Linked DNA regions of Homo sapiens: region 2 is linked to region 1. A link is an interaction called in ENCODE POLR2A ChIA-PET data of the cell type or tissue named here. Cell type or tissue: Panc1. All regions are shown on one strand. Links, peaks and the distances in the headings refer to the core of each region. The heading gives the core; the rest is flanking DNA.

Region 1 (11,157 bases), core at 2,127-10,126:
AAGATTGTATCTTATATACATATATTACACAATGCCAATTCTGCCCTTTCCTCTTTCAACAGATCCTGATGCAGCTCAAGCTAATAAGAACCATCAGGATGTCCGGAGTTATGTACGGCAATTAAATGTGATTGACAACCAGAGAACTTTATCACAGATGTCACACAGATTAGAGCCTCGTCGACCATAGACATTTCAAATGCCCAAAGCAACAGTTTGTCTCCAGTCCACAATCTTTCAAAAATGCCATTTATGCTACTACTGACTGTATTGCCACTAGAGAATTCTACAAAACAAGCAAAAACACATCCTGAGACACCTCAGGGCTGCATTCAGCTTACCAGCTACCTAGCAAGAGAAGGAATTATTTGACATGCCTAAAGCTTACACACTCTAGCTTAGGAATCCCCAGTTTGTGGCTACCCTGTTTCATTTCCACTTGTGCCATCTTCTTTGCTGAAGTGTTGAATAAGGCCCACGTGAAGAGTTTGGTAGAAATAGCCTTGTCAAGAGAACTAGCAAGCCCCTGACATTTTTTTCTAAGAGTGTTTATGGGATGAGATGTGCTACAAATGGGATAGATTTGGATAAAATTTTAACTCAACATCTTGATTTGGAGCCTGGGGTTTCGGGAAGGTGTTGAGGAATCTATAGAAGTCCAAATTATAGGTTGTATTCTTCCATCTTCATTGTCTTACCTCTGAAGGAATAGAACCTGACCACATTATTATGAAACATTATGGCTGTTTATGTAATTTAGGGAGGACTGGTCTGTAATTTCTGAATGTATATAGAATAATATTTATGTTTACAATGTAACTTTTCAAAATTTACAAATCAGGATTATATACATAAGAATTCCACTAAGAAATGCCAAGATTCTTAAATTTGCCAGCGTTAAAGTAGAAAATAACATTTCAGAAGAGCACAATATGCATAAAACATTTTTCAAAATTGAAATATTTTCCTGGGCATTAAAAACCTTTACTATTGGCTACAAATTTATTGTACCTGATGAAAACATATTTTCTGGACTTAAATGTTATTACAAATATCTTAATTTTCAGTAATTGTTTTGCACTTTCAAAGATTGTAAATAGTTCATTCAATCAATGGTATGGAGTTATTTATTTGCTACATAATAGATACTGTGCCAAATAATTACTTTTTATTTATTTTATTTAGTACGTAATTTTGAAGTACATTTTTTCCTGTTTTCACAATTAGACTACATTTAATGTGTAGGAATTGTATGTATGTATATCTTCTGTAAATAACATCTAGTATCTTCACTAAATATAATTGTCGACAAGAAATGGTTGTGTTCATCTCAATTCCTATAATATGAAAGGGGTAACCATTTGGTATGGTGGGGTGTTGGATCTTTTAATGACACAAAATACACATATTATAAAATTCATTCTTTTAAAGTGCAGAATCCAGTGATTTTTAGTATATTTACAAAGTTGTATAGATAACCATCATCACTATCTAACTTCAGAACATTCTCCTCATCCCTAAAAGAAACTCTGAACTCATTAGCAGTCACTTCTTCTTCTCCTCTCCCTCCAACCTCTGGCAACCACGAATCTGCTTTCTTTGTCTTCAGATTTACTCTGGATGTTTCATATGAGTGGAATCATACAGTATGAGGCCTTTTGCGTCTGGTTTCTTTCACTTAGCATAATGTTTTCAAGGTTGACCATATTATAGCTTGTACCAGTACTTCATTTATTTTTATGGCCATGTAATATTCCATTCTATAAATAGACTACATTTTGTTTATCCATTTATCAGTTGACAGACATTTGTCTGTTGTGTTCACTTTTCGGCAATTAGGAGCATTGCTGCTCTGAAGGGGCACTGGATTTTAGAGCTCCCTTGTGTGGGGCCTCATGCCATTTCTCAGTGATTTAAGTACTTAGCAAATATTTGATGAAGAGATATCCAAAATTCTTTAAATTCCAGACATGCCTCTATTTTTTTTAATAAGTCAGCATTTTCCAGAGTGTGTTCCAGCCTATTCTAGTCTCACAAGTTCACATATTGTCCCTCCAAAAACAAACACACACATACAAAGCCAAAAACAAAACCAAGATTCTATCTTCAAATAAATGTGGGGACCACTGCATAATATACCCCATTCATAGAAATGATTCCCAGTATTCACTCACACTGAAGGCTCTGAGAAGTCCTATTGTAATCCCTTTTAACATCCCACAATTAAAGTCCACTTTCAGAAATGCCAAAGCAGGCAAATGCCTCTCTGTGTTCATTCATATAAAATTTCAGGGTCCCCAGAACCAGAGGCGGTGTTTTCTGCGGTATTACACCTGCCTCTGGAGGCAAGTGCAGTGTCTGGGATTTACTAGACAATAAAAGAAGGTCACTGAATAAATTTTCTTGAAATCATTATCGTTCAGTATTTCACTATCTGATAGACCTCAATGTCAGCTGCAAAGGTTCCACTTTTATATATTTTCCTTTAGATATCCTTTATAGTTTCTTTTCTAGATAATTTACAAAGATGATGAACGAAGCTGGGAGCCCGTTCCTGGGGCATCCTTGCTCTTGTTTTGCTTGTCTTTATTCCTACTTTACTGAAAGCTAGCATTCTATATACAGCAGCACTTCTCCCCAATTCCATGGTGAATGCCAACTTACGATCTTATTTTAATATAGTTTCAACATTATTCAAAATTAATACATATTCCCCATGTATGTTCCCCTTGTTCTTCCACATGAGAATAACTTACTGTACTTAATAAAGATAAGACATTTTTAAGTATTTCTAGCTTCTTTGAAAATGCATCAAACTCCATTCTTGAAGGTAGCAGTGGTAAAATAATAGAATTCGCACTCTAAAAATGTAGAGTAGTAGCCAAGCAACCCTTCCTGAGGCAGGAGATGCAGTTAATACTTTAAAACTTGCAAACAAGCCAAAAGAAAATGAGATGCCTACAGGGTCACAAGAAGGATAATGAGGTTTGCTGGAAGATGTGAAAAAGAAGAATGTTTTTACCAAAAGCGCCTGTAGAAAATTATACATTTGAGTGTTTAACATACCTATTTAGCAAGGTCACTGGCATAGTTTATGGGAGCTAAGCTCTTCCGGCAATTTTTGAATACCATGCAGGTTAAATATACTCCTCCTGAATTCAGTGGCATTTCCTCTGAAGGTATGAATGCAGATCAATGACTACCAGTGTGAGAAAATTAAACAGAGTGTCATTTTAGTTTCAAATTGTGCTCCGAATAATAATAAAAAAAGCCTGGAATATGCAGTGTGGTAAAATGAACCCCTACCTCGAATAGCTTTCCTTTTACTGTCAATCTAGAATGCATTACATCTCTTGCTTTAGAGTAATCTTAATCTGTCCTACATTGAAAATTGTGGTATTAGATGAACAGTTACCTTATCCCTTACTTCTAAACTGGAAAAAAGCCTTTAACTTAGGTATTGTTAGTCACTTTTCTATTCATTCATTCATTCATTTTCATTCATAGAAAATAATGACTGAAGTGCTTACTGAGTGCCCTCTGTGGACACAGAATTCAATGGTGAGGACAACTAGAGAAGGTCCCTGTTCAGGTAACCAAAAAATGATGTGAACAAATAAATAGAAAAATGCTTCCTGCTGGGCGCAGTGGCTCACGCCTGTAATCCCAGCACTTTGGGAGGCCGAGGCGAGTGGATCATGAGGTCAAGAGATCAAGACCATTCAAGAGATGTGGTGAAACCCCGTCTCTACCAGAAATACAAAAATTAGCTGGGCATGGTGGTGCACGCCTGTAGTCCCAGCTACTTGGGAGGCTGAGGCAGGAGAATCACTTGAACCTGGGAGGTGGAGGTTGCAGTGAGCCGAGGTCACGCCATTGCACTCCAGCCTGGCAACAGAGTGAGACTCTGTCTCAAAAAAAAAAAAAAAAAAAAAAGAATGCTTCCAAGGAAGGATATGGTGTTGCAAGAGCATGTAATAAGGGAATTTAACCTGATCGGAGGCAAGGAAGTGTTCCCTGTGAAAGTGACAGTTGAGCTGAGCTCTGAAGGATGTGAGTGCTGGCTAAGACAGAGGAGGAGAATGTGTTCTAAGCAGAAAGTAACATTGGCAATAAGGGACAGCAAGCTCACTGTGGCTAATGGAGATCGAAGGAGACAGCATTTCCAGATGTGCTGGAGAGCTAAGAAGGGCTCAGAGCATGTAAGGCCTATGCAGACCTTTGAGTAGGAAGTCATTGAAGAGCTTGAGGCAGGGCGTTGCATTTCCAATGGTGAGCCCTTGAACGGCAGGGCCACTGCTTTCTGTGTACCACACTGCCCAGGACACTTGGTAAGGGCCATCCCTAATTCCTTAGTTACTTTATTATGAAGGCTTAAAGGTAGAGCAGAGGGAGCTGTGGAGAATGCAAGCATTCAAAAGCAGTAGTGGACCCAGACACCCATACAGACAAACATCATCCCTTCTCCTGACTAAGTCCACACTGGGCCACTTTTTAATTTTTTATTGTGGTAAAAGATATACAACATACAATTTACCACTTAAAGCCTTTTTGAGCAAATAATTCAGTGGCATTTAGTACATTCACCTTGTCGTACAGCCGTTGCTGCTATCTATCTCCAAAACTTTTTCAACATTCCAAACTGAAATTCTGTGCCCATCAAACATTAACTCCCCATTTTTCCTTTCCTCCAGCCCTTGGTAACCACTATTCTTTTATCTCTATGAATTTGCCTTTTTTGGGACTTCATATAGGTGGAATCATACAATATTTGTCCTTTGTGTCTGGGTTGTTTCACTCAGCTTAATGTTTTCAAGGTTCATCCAAATTGTAGCATGTACCAGAATTTCCTTCCTTTTTAAGGCTGAATAGAATTCCATTTTATGTCGATTCTACATTTTGTTTGTCCATTCACCTGTTCAAGTCCCAACTTCTCAATACTTTGGGGTATATACTAAGAAGTAGGATTGCTGAATCGTATAGCAATTCCGTTTAATTTTTTTAGGAACTGCCATACTGTCTTCTACAGTGGCTGTACCATTTAATGGGCTACATTGGACATAGCTCGTAATTACCTGCATCATCTCCGAAGCTGCCAATGTATGGCACAGCTGTTGAGAGAAGGAGTGGGCAGGGGACCCAGGGCTCAGTGTGTGGGTATCCAAGCAAGGAGCAGGGAGGCTTCATTTGCCAGTGTCCCATCTGTCAAGCCAGGGCAGCTCATGAGACAATCACAGCCCCAGAACCTCTGTCCATCCTTGCTGCCCTGTGGGTTGATGCACCACACTCCTGCTGCCTGTGGTCTTACACTGCAGGATGGGAGGAGTGAAGGGAATGTTTCTAACCCCCAGAGAATAAGGGCGTGGGAATGGGAAATGTGGTCGCTTTGCTCGGGCTCCTTTGCATGTGCTTTTCAGGCAGCTAGGGAAGGTCAAGGATGCTGCTACAGGAAGCCAGGATCTTTGTTCCTGGGACAATTCAACCTTGGAAGGATTGGGGCCAAAGCCCTGCTCTAAAGGGAAGTAAACACAAGGCACTATGGGCTCATGGGCTCTGACATTTCCCTCCAGATTTGAGGAAGAAAGAGAGCCTAGAGCCAGGGCATGTGAGAGCCGCCTGATTCCATCCCAGTCTTCTTCCTGCATCCTCCTCTGGGAGGGTTCTGACTCTTCCTAGCCAGAGAAAACTCAGGAAGAGTGGAATTCTACAATAGGAGGACCAGTACAAGAGAAACATGAGAGCAAAAGTTGGTGTAAACCTCTTCAGAACAGGTTTTTGCAGCACCTGAGACAAAAAGAGGACTGGAAAAGCTGCATCAGGTCTCCATCTATTTCCTTAGCCAGAGACAGGTGGCAAAAGTCTCCAGGTGATAACATCAAGGACCTGTCAGGAATGGAGGAGAATCGACGATTTCAGGAAGGAGTCCTGACACTTTAGGACAGAGGGACAGACTGATGATTCAGTCTCCCCAGCAGGGAGAAGCGCTTGAGGTAAGGAGACACAGAAGCTCTTGGGGAACGTGTTCTGCACTAGCCAAGCTGTGGTAACTTTAGAAGAATAAAGAAAGAGGTTGTTCAGTGATATCAGTGAGTTTATCAATTGCTGTGTGTATTCGGGTTATCCAGAGAAATAGAACCAATAGAATGAGCTTTAAGGGAGATTATAAAGGATTGGCTTACATGATTATGCAGACTGGCAAGTCCAAAATGCACCATGTGGACTGGCAGCCTGGAGACCCAGGAAAGCTGATGGTGCAGTTCCAGTTTGAAGGCCGGCAAGTGGAGACCCAGGAAGGCTGGTGGTGCAGATAAAGTCCAAAGGCAGAGTCTGCTGGAGCATTTTCTCTTGCTGATGGAGGCCAGTCATTTTGTTCTATTCAGGTGCCTTTAATGGATTAGATGAGACCCGTCTGCATTATGGAGAGCAGTCTGCTTTAGCCACAGCTCACCAATTTAAATGTTAATCTCATCTAAAAACACCCTCCAACTTGACAAAATTAGCCATCACACTGTATAATAAACCACTCCAAATTTTAGTGACTTAAAACCACAAGCTTTCAATCAACAACCATGAACCATGAGTTGATGGGTTAACTGGACAGTTCTGCCATCTGAGCCAGACTTAGCAGATCAGGGCTGGACTCAGGCATGCATTTGTGGTCAGCTGGTCTAGGATGGCCTCAGAAGGAATGACTTGTCTCTGTTCCATATAGTCTCTCACTCTCCAACCAGCTATCCTGGGTTTCATCACTTGTTGGCTGGGAAGTGTTCCCAGGAAGCAAGAGGACAAGCAAGAGCTCTGGAGGCCCAGGTCAGAACTGGTGCTCCAAGAAGACACTATGACTTCTGCAGCACTTTGCTGACCAAAGTGGTCAAGAGGATAGCCAAGAGTCAAAGAGTGGAGAAACAATTCTCTTTCTTGATGTCTGGCACAACCAAGTCATATCATCAAAGTTGTGAATATAAGGAGGGGAAAGCTGTTGCCATTTTCACAAACCATCTACTAGAGTGAGGGTAGCACATAAGGGGAGTGGCTGGAAGGTCCACTGTTCTTGTTTAGGGAGAGCTTTTCAGGCGTGGTGCAGCCAGCTGTTGAAAGTGCTTCTCCAGGGTGACTCTATTAGCTCTTGGGGAAGCAGCAGGACCAGCAGAAAGATAACCAGCTTGAAGATCAGGTAGACCTGGGTTTGACTCAATCAGGGCCACCTCCAGTATAGACAGCAACTTTGTGTGTATTAGGCAAGAGTCAACCCTTCTCTCCATTGGTACTGCCTCACAGAGAGCTCCTCCTCAACCAGGCTTCCTGTTGTGTGTGCCGTGGCCTACACTGTTGTAATGTGATAGCCCTCAGCTGTGAACTTTGGTATTTTATCTCTTTGAGCTTCATTTTCTACATCTGGCAATGGGAATGACAACGCCTGCCTCACAAAAGCTGGGGGGAGTCCTAAATGAGTGAAGGTGTAGAAAGTGTCTGGCATACTGAGTGCTTGGTGCTCAAGAAATATTAGTGCCTTTCCTGCCTCTCTGCTATAATGAGAGGCCACAGAAAGAGGTGCTTTAGAACATTGAAGGATGCCTGAGAGTTCAGCCAAACCAATTATGAAAGGATGAAAAAGGAGAGAAAGTTATATGGTGGCTTTAAGTCATTGAAATTGATTTGGGCTAGAGGGGCAGTTTACGAGTTCTGTCAGATGCCTGTCCTTTGTATTCCAAACTTGGGTTACACCAGTTTTGCAAAGTTTTTGCTGCAATAATTGTACCAAGATACCACATTTTTATATAGGCACAACTGAAAAGTTATTTGCAGCGGAATAGAAAACATTTCAAATTACTGAATAAAAGAAAGGAGAAGTGAAAATAGAATAAAAGACTCATGCTCCTTAACAACAGATAAAATGTTCATATATGAAAGAGTAGACTAGAAACTAAGCCAAAATATAACACAAGTCATACAGACATAGGTCATGCCAGAAATTAGATTTTAGCCTAACCTGGGTGTTCATTTACATGCTCAGTCTATCTCGCCTAGAAACAATTATGCATTGTTACGAGATGCCTCCTAAGAAAGTAGCTCTTCATTAGCAGTCCTAATCTTCCCCCACCTAATACTCAGAAGCCATTATAAAAATCCATTTATATTTCTGGCTTCAGAAATTAAATTGTAGGTATAAGCCAAAGTGTACATTAAATTAGGGATTATTGCTTGTGGCACTCTATGTGAGCCAGGTGATGCTGGGCCATTTTAATTAAGAATTTGTTTCCAATAACAACACAAGCAAATGAATAACATTAAATCAACACTGAAACAGTCGTGGGTGGAGGGGATTATGGGAATAACTGTGATACTCAGTTGTATTATAGGCTTATTGTGCAGAGTTCATTTATACATTAGAAAAAAACATCTTTGCAGCAACTGAAGAAAGTCTGTAGCACGGGGCATGGAAATCTTTTGAGCACGATGAGATGGTTGCTAGGAGAAAAATAGAGGAAGTCCTGTACTTGTTTTTTAAATTAGAAGAAAAGCAAGGTCACTAAGGAACACAGATTTTTAGTACAAAGTTTTCTGAATGTGGACTTTGGAAGAGAATTTTCTGGGCTATTTACTGGTTCAGTAATCAATGCTTTTTGTCTGCCAGTTCTTCTGGCATTTATTGAACACCCACTATGTGCCAGTTACATACAGAAAGCATTTTATTCTAAATACCTAAGAAATGAATAGTTTCACTATTTGCTGATGAGGAAACACTGAGAGAAATGAAATATCTTGCCCGAGGTCACACACTTAGATTATGAAAGAGGTTGGGATCTCAAACCAAGTACATCTGATTCCAAGGCATATGTTGTTAGCTATGAGGCTCGCTGTCTGCCTAGCTTCTCGTCCCCAAGAGGACTGCTTATTCAGGCTTTTGAAGCTGCAAAATAAAAATAACAGATAGGAGTTCAAGAACCAAAGCATGAGATTAATTTTGCCAAAATATAGTAAGTGAGGTTTTTAGGAAAGTGATTTGGAGTATTTTTTTCTAAACTTTTATCTTTAAAATAAAAGTGTGTATGTATGTATATGAATCCCTTCATAAATATCCCACAAATCATATGCCATATATCAGTTATGGGAAGACTTTACTCAGGAAATAACATTTCTTTGTATTCACCATAAGAGATTCACTCATATACAAGAAGTGGCTTCAGTTGTATTTGAAATGGTTTATCTCTTAAAATACGTATGATTGGCCCATATGTGTTTTCATATTATTCTCTGTAGTTTATTTCATTAGAAATTGACTCCACTGAAATCAAAGCGTTCTTGAACTCCGTGTATTTACTGAATATTATGAAGAAAACAGAGGCAAGGGGGTTTCATTATAGAACCCAAGAGTATTTCATTTTAACAAGTCCTCATTGGATATATCTTGTCTGGAGCTCTTTCTCCTCTGCTGCCAGTCACATGGTCTCCTTTTTCTATTCCCAATTCTCTCCACCCTCTTTAGTTTGCAGATCATTCTTGGGGACCCTAAGTCATGTTTTCTTTTTTATGCAGACCACTTTAATCTTCTCATAGCTTCTGACTCCAAACTTGAAAATCTCTACTTGGGCTAAGGATGAAGATATTGTTTGTACTGAGCAAACAGAAGACTCTCCTGTTACCAAGATCCCTTATCTTTAGAATGGTACTATCAAAGAAAAAAAACAGGAATAACAAAAACTGTTATGATATAAAATAGGTTAAATAGTCTTATTTAAAACCAAAACTGGGCCTGGTGCAGTGGCTGGTGCCTGTAATCCCAGCACTTTGGGAGGCTGAGGAGGAAAGGTTACTTAAGACCAGGACTTTGAGACCAGCCTGGGCAACATAGGGAGACCCTATCTCTACAAAAAATTAAAAAATTAGCTGGCCTGGTGGCAAGCACCTATAGTCCTAGCTATTTGGGAGGTTGAAGTGGGAAGATTGCTTGAGCCCAGGAGTTTGAAGTTACAGCGAGCTATGACCTTGCCACTGCACTCTAGCCTGGGTGACAGAGTGAGACCCTGCCTGAAAAAAACAAACAAAATAAAAATAAGTATATATAAAAATAAAACCAAACTGGCAAAAGCTCCTTCTACCTCCTCAGGATGAATGTCATAATTCACATCAGGAGCAGTAAATATGTTTCCTTTTTAGGTTGGTGCAAAAGGAATTGTGGGTTTTGCCTTTGGAAGTAATGGCAAAACCCGCAATTACTTTTGCACCAACCTAATGCATTTCAGAGCCTGGTAGGAGAGAAAAAGAAAGGAAGACCGAAACTTCAAAGCCTCCTCTAGCTGTGCTGTATCCAAGCACACTTAGCAGAGGATCCATTCATGGAAATGGGAGCCTAATAAGTCACTGCCATTCCACCTGGAGACAAATTCACAGCATACACGTTAACATTACCCTTCCTTTCTCTTCATATCCTGTAAGTTGTGATAAGCTTAGGGGATAGTATTTTTTCCCAGCTACTTAAAAAAAAAATCCTTAGAGGCTGCATATATATATATATATATATATATGTGTGTGTGTGTGTGTGTGTGTGTGTGTGTGTGTGTGTGTAATTTATTTATTTTATTTTATTTTATTTTTTCTTTGAGACAGAGTTTTGCTCTTGTTGTCCAGGCTGGAGTGCAATGGCGCGATCTCAGCTCACCACAATCTCCGCCTCCCAGGTTCAAGCGATTCTCCTGCCTCAGCCTCCAGAGTAGCTGGGATTGCAGGTGTGCGCCACCAGGCCCAGCTAATTTTTATATATATATATGTAGAGACGGGGTTTCACCATGTTTCCCAGGCTGGTTTCGAACTCCTGACCTCAACTGATCCACCTGTCTCGGCTTCCCAAAATGTTGGGATTACAGGCATGAGCCACCACGCCCGGCCTGATTTTTATCTTCTTGATAACCAATCATTTCTTTAAACGCCTCTTGAGCATTGGCAAAAATTTGCATTTAAATACTCAGCAAGATACTCTTCCTGCCACTTTAAAAAATCACCTCCAATAGGCCGGTGCGTTGGCTCACGCCTGTAATCCCAGCACTTTCGGAGGCCGAGGCGGGCGGATCATGAGGTCAGGAGATCAAGACCATCCTGGCTAACACGGTGAAACCCCGTCTCTACTAAAAATACAAAAAATTAGCCGGGCGTGGGGGC
Region 2 (11,157 bases), core at 2,112-10,111, 250 kb after region 1:
GACAACTTGAAGCAGGGAGGGAGGCTTCCAGGTCACAGGTAGGTGAGAGAAAAATGGTTGCATTCTTTTGAGTTTCTGATTAGCCTTTCCAAAGAAGGCAATCAGATATGTATCTATCTCAGTGAGCAGAGGGAAGACTTTGAATAGAATGGGAGGCAGGTTTGCTCTAAGCAGTTCCCACCTTGACTTTTTCCCTTTACCTTAGTGGTTCTGGGGCCCCAAGATTTATTTTCCTTTCAGTTATTTCTTTCGGATAAATTTTCCAGAAGGGGAAATATTATGTGAAACAGGGGAGAAAATGAAGACAGACGAAAGAAGAACAAGGAAGTCCTCAGAGGAGGAGGTCTACACCAGTCTCAAACAGCTGCCCCAGCATCACCTGGAGGGCTTCTTAGAACAGTCTGCAGGTCCATCCCCAGAGGAAGTCTGGGGTGAGTCCAATGATAATTTACATTATTAACAAATTCCAAAACCTTTGCTGAAGCTATTGTTCCCGGAACCAGGCATGGGAACAGGTTGGAGTTAAGAATACATGAAACTGCAGAGGTGTTCGTAGGTGGAACCTCGGTGGGAAATTGTACCTTTATTTCCTATCAGAGTAGGAGGTGGGATCCCTGGCCAAAAGAGAAGCAGGAGGGGGCAAATACATGATGAAAGGAGTGAATGGTTTGGATAAGCCTCAGCAGGATTTAAGGAAGGAACTGGTACACAAAAATTATGAGAACCCATTGTTTTGGACTAGGCTTCTGCACTAGGCCTCAACAGACCAGACCACACCAAAATGGAGTCACTCATGCTAAATGTCACATAATCAGACTGAAACCAAGGTAGCAGGTAGATTCGAAAACGGTTTTTTACCCTGGAAACAGGACATTCCAGCCTACCTGAATCAGCATATTCAGGAGGTCCTCTTTGCCTTAATCTTTACAAAAAAGTAACCAGAAGTTAACCAATCAGCTTTTTTTTTTTAATTGTTCTGTTTCCTTCCTTGTTCCCACCTTACAAAACTGGCTGTTCTGCCATTGCCCAGTGGGAGCTCTCATTCTGTTTTATAGAATGGAACCTGCCTTGATTCATGAATCACAAATAAAAGCCAATTAGATCTTTAACTAAACTTGCTGTAATTTTGTCTTTGGACAGAACTGATCTGAAATCCTATAAAGCGCTGAATAGAAGAATTGAGAATCCAGCCTAAATTAGACATCATAAATTGAGTGTAATATTAGCCTTCATTGTCATGTAATTTTTTTCCAACAGCTCTCAGCTGCCAGAGAAGGCCTGGGTAGAGGTTGTGGGGGAATGGCACAGCAGCACAGAGAGTAAAGGGCTAGTAGTTGGAGAGAGGTAGGTTTTCTTTAACTGTAAAGCAGCCCTCGAGGAAGTGAGGCAGAGGGCCAGGAGTTTGACGTTGAGTGGTGTCATTAGAGTTGACCATTAGGCAAATGGAGCTGTTCTCAGGTGTGACAGGAATTTGGCCATCTTTAGAATCTTTAGAATCACATTAAGGAAGTCTGAAGGCAAGCTGTTGGATGGGTCATTTGCACGGGCTCTAAAATTCTTGAGGATAATGACAAATCCCTGGTAATCTGCTGGTTGATGAATGAGATCAATGCAAAGGGATGTGGAATTGAAGGCAGAGGCAGTGGGAGCTTCAGAAGGCTTTTGCCTGAAAATGAGAGACTGATGAACTGAACTGAGCCATAAAGCAATAGGAGAATTCATGACCTGTCTTCTCATTCATGGTGGGTGAGGTGTGGGGAGCTGAAGGGTGTCACCTAGAGACCCTGGAGTTCCCCAGGCCATCTCGATTAGGGGCTGGGCCTTACAAAGATACAGGTGATGAAAGCTGCAGTGAAGGCCATTTTGCTAGAGGCCTGGAGGATAACAAGAGTTCTTGCAGGAAAGCCTAAAGTCTGCAGAATTGTTATGGTACATAAGAAACCTAAATGGTTCTCAGTGAGGATGAAGGCTCACCAGGACAAGGCAAATGCACATTTGTGACCATAAGTAATTCCTATCGAGCAGAAGCTGCTAGGTGGCTACTGTGCTCTTCCACCTTCCAGGATCACAACCACTCTCAGTGCCCCATGCAGCCACCTCAGGTCAGAGTTTGTGCTCAGAATCAACACTCCATCATTCTTGTGCTAGGCATCGGAATACTCAGTCCCTGTTTTCAAGAGTCTTAGTGACTGGAGCCAGAACAGTCTAGGAGACAAAACACTCTTTAAGGGAGCTTGGGAAAGCATCCCCTAAGTCTAAAAAGAGTGATTTAAAAATGCTCAGGCTTTTGAGTGCTCTCACCACAAAGAAATGTGAATGCATGAGGTGATAGATAAGCTAAATACCCTGATTTGATCATTAGACAACAGATATATGTGTCAAAACTTCAAATGTTACCCCACGAATAAGTACAATTACAATTTTTTTTTTGAGACAAGATCTGGCTCTGTCGCCCAGGCTGGAGTGCAGCGGCACGATCTTGGCTCCCTGCAACCTCCACCTCCCGGGTTCAAGCAATTCTCATGCGTCAGCCTCCCGAGAGCTGGGACTATAGGCGTGCGCCACCACGCCCGGCTAACTTTTTATTTTTAGTAGAGATGGAGCTTCGCTACGTTGGCCAGGCTGCAATCTGTCAATTAAAAAAAAAAGCCGTCTCAGAACACGTTTCTTTTTTGAAGCAAAAGCTGTTTGAGATAGGCATTTCCTTGGAAGGAAGTTGTCAAAATGCAAATCACCCACTCAAGACAAAAGTACCTATTGTTTCTCTTTGGCTGCTGTTTCTAGCCTACTTTGTGTGAAGAGGAGTTAGCCAGGGGCTGAGTGTGTGGCAGCCAAGCAAATAAGCCACACCCCTGTCACAAGTCCTGTGAGGGGAGACTGATTTGGGTAATAATAACACTGTGATCTTCCACACAGCCAGCTCTGCATGAATTACTCTTTCTCTATTGCAATTTCCATGTCTTGAGAAATTGGCTCTGTCCAGGCAGCAGGAAGGTGGACCCACTGGGTGGTTACAGAAGTACCAAGACAAAAGAAAAGGACTTGGAGTTTCCAGGGGTGACAAATTGCGAGAAGGCAAATACATGGGGGAAACTGGTGGGGCAAGGTTTGTTTCTGCAGATCCATTTTAGCATCAACTCTTTGTGGTCTTCATGGCCATAAAACTGAATAATATTAAACAAGACAACAATTGTCTGTGAGTGACACAATGTCTTAAAACCTCCCTGGGAGAGGGGATTTATGGAAATCCTCATTTTTCAGAAGTGTCTGCTTTTGGTCAGATAAGTAAAGGTCCAAAAGGCTTCTTTCAGCCTCCGTAACTGATATGGACAGGAGGCAGGGAAATACTGGGTAGAAGAGGGCAGTTCCCCAGCAAAGGCCCCACCCTCAAGCCTGGAAACCCATGGCCCTAAATGGGAACAGACATTCCTCTTTTCAGTTCAAAGGTTGCCTTTTCCAAGACCACTATGGCTCACTACGCCCCTATCCTGTGCTTATATAAATCCCAAGCTCCACAAGCAGGTACAGAAGACCAGAAGAGTGGCAGAGCAGCGTAGCAGAGAAGAGAAGAAGAGAAAGAGCATCTGAATGTCAAGAGGAGTTTGGCTGGGGACAGTTGGAGAAGAGATTGGTGGGGGGACAGCTGAACTCCAGGGGAAGATCATCTTCCCACTCCATTCTCTTTCCAGATCCCCATCCATCCCACTGAAAGCCACCTCCATCACTCAGTAAAATCCTTGCATTCACCATCCTTCAAGTCCGAGTGACCTGATTTTTCCTGGACACTGGACAAGGCCCCAGATACCAAGGTGGCAGGATGTAAAAGGCTGTCACTCTGACTCTCCATTGAGCTGGTTTAACAGTCATCTGTGGATAGTAACTGCTAAAAAAGCATTAATTGTAACATAGCTCTAGACGCTACCATGGGGCCGGAGCCCAAAAGTGCTTGCCCTGGCTCCTGCACCTGCCTGTCTGCATGCCCCCCATCCTGTAAGGGGTTTGAGTGTGTGTGGCAGCCAAGCAAATAAGCCACACCCCTGTCACAAGTCCTGTGAGGGGATCAGGGTAAGGGAGGATACCACCCCTCATATTGTCTTATGCCCAATTTCTGCCTCCAAAGAAAGAAAAAGTAAAAACTAAAAGGCAGAAATGAAATCCACAAGCAGACAGCCCGGCGCCACACCCTGGGCCTGGTAGTTAAGATTGACCCCTGACCTAATCGGTTATGTTAACTATAGATTCCAGACATTGTATAGAAAAGCTCTGTGAAAATCCCTATCCTGTTTTGTTCCGATCTACTTACCGGTGCATGCAGCCCCCAGTCACGTACCCCCTGCTTGCTCAATCGATCACGACCCTCTCACCCACACCCCCTTAGAGTTGTGAGACCTTAAAAGGGGCAGGAATTGCTCACTCGGGGAGCTCGGTTCTTGAGACAGGAGTCTTGCCGATGCCCCCGGCCGAATAAACCCCTTCCTTCTTTAACTCGGTGTCTGAGGAGTTTTATTTGTGGCTCGTCCTGCTACAAGGGAACTCTCCCATTTTGTAACCGCCCAGTGGGTTCACCTTGCCTGCTGCCTAGACAGAGCTGATTTCTCAAGACAGGGGAATTGCGATAGAGAAAGAGTAATTCATGCAGAGCTGGCTGTTCAGGAGACCAGAGTTTTATTATTACTCAAATCAGACTCCCCAGTATTTGGGGATCAGAAGTTTTTTCTTTTTTTCTTTTTTGACAGACTCTTGCTCTGTCACCCAGGCTAGAGTGCAGTGGCACAATCCTGGCTTACTGCAACCTTCACCTCCTGGGTTCAAGCAATTCTCCTGCTTGAACCTCAGCCTCCTGAGTAGCTGGGATTACAGGCATGCGTCAGCACTCCCAGCTGATTTTTTTGTATTTTTAGTAGAGAGGAGATTTCACCATGTTGGTCAGGCTGGTCTTGAACTCCTGACCTCAAGTGATCTGCCCGCCTCAGCCTCCCAAAGTGTTGGGATTACAGTCACGAGCCACTGCGCCCGGCTGGGGATCAGAGTTTTAAGGACAATTTGGTGGGTGTGTGTGTGTGGGCTGGGGTGCGGGGGTGGGTGGGGGGAGCAGACAGTGAGCCAGGAGTGCTGATTGATTAGGTAGGTAGGAGATAAGATCATAGGGAATTGAAGCTGTCCTCTTGTGCTGAGTCAGTTCCTGGGTGGGGGCCACACGATCAGATGAGCCAGTTCATTGATCTGGGTGGTCCCAGCTGACCCATCAAGTACAGGGTCTGCAAAATATCTCAAGGACTGATCTTAAAAGCAGTTTAGGGAGGATTGGAATCTTGTAGCCTCCAGCTGCATGACTCCTAAACCATAATTTCTATTCTTGCAGCTAATTTGTTAGTCCTACAAAGGCAGTCTAGTCCCCGGGCAAGAAAGAGGTTTGTTTTGGGAAAGGGCTTTTATTGTCTTTGTTTTAAACCATAAACTAATTTATTCTCTTATTATTGATTCAGCTTATACCCAGGAATGAACAAGGACAGCTTGGAGGTTAGAAGCCAGATGAGTTGGTTAGGTCAGATCTCTTTCATTGCCTCAGCTACAATTTTGCAATGGCGGTTTCATATCTGTTGATTCTCATTTGTTTCCAGCTCAAAACAATCTTTATGTCAAAGTCACACATTTGGGAGTAGCATTTTTCGATCCCCTACATCTACCCTACATGGGTTGCTCGGGAAATGTGACCCATTCCATAGCCAGCCTTGGGAAAGCAAAAAAAGAAATTGAAGCAATAGAGGATTATGGATGGTAGAATTTTAAGAAGAAAAGAAAAGCAGGCTGAGTCACTGGCAAGAACAAAGAAATAAAGACTAATAAATGGCCTGGGCTGAAAATCATGAGTTTGTATTCAATATTTGATGAAAAGTCATTGAGGAATTGCAAACAGGGGAACTATACAGTCACATGTGTGTAATCAAGGCCAGGGAGAGGTTGGGTTGGGTGGGTGGGTTGTGGTGGTGGGAGTGAGACAAGAGGCAGGGAGATGATTTAGCTTCTTAGTCCATCTCCTTTGTTCTTTGTCCATCTTTGTTTCTCTCTCCGTCTCTAAGAGCCTTGAGAGGCCTAGTCCAGAAGTTTATTTTTCCTCCCAGAATGTGTGAGATTGTGTGGATTAATTTCTCCTTTTTATAGCTGTCAAAAACGAGAGTAACAAACCCAGCATTTTTTTTTTTTTTTTTTTTTTTTTACTAAATCAAAAGATCACTTAGTAGGTTTTAACGAAAAGGAGATTGTTACAAATAGTACAACCAGGAAACTCTCAGTTGGCTGTCTTGGCATCCCCTGGTATTCCTTAACTGAACTCATTCAACATTTAGGATATACAGGCCACCACACAAAGATGACAGCTATGAATTAGACAGACAGGGTCTTTGCTTTTCTGGAGTTTACATTCTAGGTAGGGGTGTGTGTGTGTGTGTGTCTCTCTCTCTCTCTCTCTCTGTGTTGGGTACTGTAGGCGAAATGTTATAAACATATAACTATAAAAATTTCAGATTCTGAAAGGAACTGTGGTGAAAATAAATAGAAACGCAGAGTGTCTCAGTCCGTTTTGGTTTTGTTTGGATTTTTTCAGAGACAGGGTCTCACTACATTGCCCAGGCCGGTCTTGAACTCCTGGGCTCAAGTGATCCTCTCAGCTTGGCCTCCCAAAGGGCTGGGATTAAAGGCATGAGCCACCACACCTGGCCCACTTTGTTTTGTTATAACAGAATACCTGAGACTGGGTAATTTATAATGAACATAAATTTATTTGGCTCACAGTCCTGGAAGCTGGGAAGTCCAAGATCAAGGAGCCGTATCCGCTGGGAGCATTCTTGTTGCATAACACGGTAAAAGGCATCACAGAGTAAGAGAGAGCAAGAGAGAGCAAGAGATAAAAGGAGACCAAACTCATCCTTTTATCCAGAGCCCACTCCCACAGTAAATAACCCACTCCTGCAATATCACCATTAATCCATGTGTGAGGGCAGAGCTCTCATGACCTAATCACTTCTTAAAGGTCCCACCTCTCAACACTACTGCATTGGGGATTAAGTTTCCAACACATGAACTTTGGAGAACACATTCAAACAGTAGCACTGAGGTAGAATATAATAGGATTTAGGGGAGACCACTCTGAAAATAATATAGGACCTAAGGGAGGTAACATTTAAACTTAGAAAGACTTAATGCTAAGAAAGAATCAGAGCACAAAGATCATTTCACGCAGACAGAATAGCACGCACAAAGGCCTCAAGGTAGTTTTGAGATGTTCCTGTGCCGACCACATTAATCAGGTGGCGCACTGGTATGAGATGGGGGAGGTGGGCAGAGGCCAGATCACGTAGTACCTGGGGCACTGGAAACCTGATAAAGGACTTTTTGAACAGGAACGCGACACAAACCAAGTTACTTTTCTAAAAATCTGCTCTGGCTTATGAAGTCACTGGAGCACTCAGAGTGATAATGGTGGTTTACACTAGAATGATAGTAGCAGAGAAAAGAAGTAGATGGATTTGCCATATTCATAGTCCTTCCTCATCCTCAGGGGATACATTCCAAGTTCCTCAGTGGATACCTGCAAATGCAGATAATATCAAACTCTATATATGCTTTTTTTAAAGACATGACTATAATAAAGTTTAATTATAAACTAGGCATAGTAAGTGATTAACAAGATTAACAAACAATAAAATAGAACTATTATAGTAATATGCCGGCACCACTACTCTTGCACTTTGGAGCCATTATTAAGTAAAGAAGAGTTACTTGAACACAAGCACTACAATACGTCCAGTTGACCTGATGATTGATCTGATAACTGAGATGGCTACTAAGTGGCTCACAGGTGGGTAGCATACATAGCAAAATATATATGCATCCAGGGATGATTCATGTGCTGGGTGGGATGGAGTGAGACAGCACAAGACTTTCTTATGCTACTCAGAATGGCACACGATTTAGACGATTCTCACTCACTGTCCCTTCAGTCCAAGGGACCAGGGCTCAGGAGCCATGACCTGGTGTCTCCTGCCCACCCTGGTCCCAGGTAAATGTGAATGGAAACAGGTATGAGAGCCTGTCCTCCTTTTTGGTTCCCCCCAGCCCCACCCCAGGCCTCACGATGGTGCTACCTGAAAAAGCCTTCCTCCCCACCCCCCACTAGCCTGGTCAGTGGTCAGTGAATTGGAAGAGGATCTGATGGGAGTGTAAATGTGAGACAACAATGTCTTGATTGTACCTGTTTGTAGTTTAGCTTTGTATTTAAACAAACAAGCAAGGAAATAAACTTGAAAATTATTTGTCATCATAAAAATGAAACAAAAATTAAAATATTTATTGCCAGGCCAAAAAAAACGTATAAACTGTTTCTTTCTGGAATTTTCTATTTAATATTTTCAAATTGAGGTTAACTGTGGGTAACTAAGACTGTGGAAAGCAAAACTGAGGATAAGGAGGAACTACTGTATCTTAGAAGCAGAATCAACAGTATTTGGTGACAGATTAGATGTGAAACATAAGAAACAGAGAGAAATTGGCCGGGCGCGGTGGCTCACACCTGTAATCTCAGCATTTTGGCAGGCCGAGGCAGGTGGATCACGAGGTCAGGAAATCAAGACCATCCTGGCTAACACGGTGAAACCCCGTCTTTACTAAAAATACAAAACATTAGCCAGGGGTGGGGCAGCTGTAGCCCCACCTACTCGGGAGGCTGAGGCAGGAGAATGGTGTGAACCTGGGAGGCAGAGCTTGCAGTAATCCAAGATCGCGCCACCGCACTCCAGCCTGGGCGACAGAGTGAGACTCCATCTCAAAAAAAAAAAAAAAAAAAAAAAAGCAGAGAGAAATTAAGAATAATGCTTAGGTTTTTGGTTTAAGCAACTGGGTAAATGATAATGCCATTTATTGCAGTGGAAAAGATTTGGAGACAAGTAGATGTAAGGAGGGAATCAACAGTCCCATTATTGATATGTTACATTCAAAGTGACATCAAGTTGCTTATTAAACATATGAATTTGGCATTCAGAGGAAAAGTCTTGGCTGGAGACATGTAATGGTAGTAATAGGCTGGGCACGGTGGCTCACGCCTGTAATCCCAGCACTTTGGGAGGCCGAGGTGGGCAGATCACCTGAGGTCAGGAGTTCGAGACCAGCCTGGCCAACATGGTGAACTCCCGTCTCTACTAAAAACACAAAAATTAGCCAGATGTGGTGGCAGGCGCCTGTAATCCCAGCTACTTGGGAGGCTGAGGCAGGAGAATGGCTTGAACCCGGGGGGTGGAGGTTGCAGTGAGCTGAGATCGTGCCATTCGCCATTGCACTCCAGCCTGGGAGAAAAGAGCGAGACTTCGTCTCAAAAAAAAATGATAATTATTATTATTATAGTAATGGCACTAATAGCACACAGTGGCATCACTGCCTTTGGTTCAGACAGTCTGTCCTCAAAAACAGTTAAAGTCACATCTTTGCTAATTCAAGAATGTCATCCCTCGTGCCATCTTTCACTTAATCCCCATATTCTGTAGGCAATCACTATTCTGATTTTTATCACCATTGTTTCATTTTGCCTTTTCTAATGTACTGTTTTTCTTTCTTTTCTTTTCTTTTTTTTTTTTTTTTTGAGACAGAGTCTCACTCTGTCTCCCAGGCTGGAGTGCAATGGCACAATCTTGGCTCACTGCAACCTCCACCTCCCTGGTTCAAGTGATTCTCCTTGACTTACAGGCACCCACCACCACACCCAGCTAATTTTTGTATTTTTAGTAGAGATGGGGTTTCACCATGTTGGCCAGGCTCGTCTCAAACTCCTGACCTCAGGTTATCCTCCCACCTCAGCCTCCCAAAGTGCTGGGATTACAGGCATGAACCACCGCACCAGGCGCTCTAATGTACTTTTATCATCATTCAGTACAAAATATTTTTCCCCTTATAATTTATGACTCATGGATTATTTAATTGTGTGCTGTTTAATTTCCAAATATTTGAGACTTTTCTAGATATCTTAATAGTATTGATTTCTAACTTAATTCCCTGTGGTTAAGAAATATGCACAATTAGAATTTCTTTTGAAATTTATTAAGATTTATTTCTGACCTAACACATGGTATGGTATATCTAGATGAATGTTCCATTTGCACTTGAAAATAATGTATATTTTGCTATTCTATAGTTACTGGGTGAAATGTGTTATAAATATCAATTGAGTAATTAAAGTTTCTTGATTGTGATTTTCAAATTCTTCAAATTCTGTTTGTTTGTTTACTTTTTTTTTGAGACAGGGTCTCACTCTCTTGCCCAGGCTGGAGTGCAGTGGCGTGATCATGGCTCAGTGCAGCCTTGAATTCTGGGTTCATATAATCCTCCTACCTCAGCCTCCCAAGCAGCTGCAACTATAGGTGTGCACCACTACACTTGGCTAATTTTAAAATTTTTTGTAGAGACAGGGCTTCTCTATATTGCCATTTAGGACTGAAAGATCTTCCTGGTGACTTAACCCTTTTATCATTATAAAATGTGTCTGTTTGTTTCTGATAATACTTTCTGGTTTTGAAGCTTAATTTGTCTGGCATTAATATAGCCTCTCTTACTTTTTTATACTTACTGTCTACCTGGTATATCTTTCCTTATCCTTTTATTTTCAACCTATGCCTTTCCATTTAAAGTGGGCCTCTTTTAGACAGCACACAGTGGGTCTTCCTTTTTTTCTGAGATAGAGTCTCACTCTGTCACCCAGGCTGGAGCGCAGTGGTACGATCTCAGCTCACTGTGACCTCCACCTCCCGGGTTCAAGCAATTCTCCTGACTCAGCCTCCTGAGTAGCTGGGACTACAGGCACACACCACCACATCTGGCTAATTTTTGTATTTTTAGTAGAGACGGGGTTTTACCATGTTGACCAGGCTGGTCTCAAACTCCTGACCTCAGGTGATCCACGCCGCCTTGGCCGCTGAAAGTGCTGGGATTACAGGCGTGAGCCACTGTGCCTGGCCTGGGTCTTCCTTTTTGATTCAGTCTATAGTCACAGCCTTTTAATTGATGTGTTTAATACATTTACATCTGATATAATTATCAGTATGTTGAATTAAATTCTACTATTTTGTTCTTTGTTTTCCAATTGTCTCAAATATTTTTTGTTCCTTTGTTTCT

What was found. Peaks named below come from ENCODE experiments on the same cell type or tissue, not always from the same donor. Only the 100,000 strongest peaks of a DNase experiment are listed, where the experiment ranks them.
Region 2: POLR2A ChIA-PET joins it to region 1 with 6 read pairs; 2 of 35 experiments call an interaction of 5 or more read pairs at or near these places.

Annotation. Positions count from the first base shown.
Region 1 is chr2:173,051,578-173,062,734 of GRCh38, forward strand. It overlaps RAPGEF4 (Rap guanine nucleotide exchange factor 4), which reads left to right. Exons shown (of 31, transcript NM_007023.4): 31 at 63-1,316. The coding sequence ends at 190. Among named protein-coding and RNA genes, the nearest start is that of MAP3K20, 19 kb to the right of the region's middle. In Panc1, for the core only: no CTCF peak of the experiment used is centred there; no DNase peak of the experiment used is centred there; H3K27ac peaks cover 7,513 bases.
Region 2 is chr2:173,304,705-173,315,861 of GRCh38, forward strand. No RefSeq gene overlaps it. Among named protein-coding and RNA genes, the nearest start is that of MAP3K20-AS1, 28 kb to the left of the region's middle. In Panc1, for the core only: no CTCF peak of the experiment used is centred there; no DNase peak of the experiment used is centred there.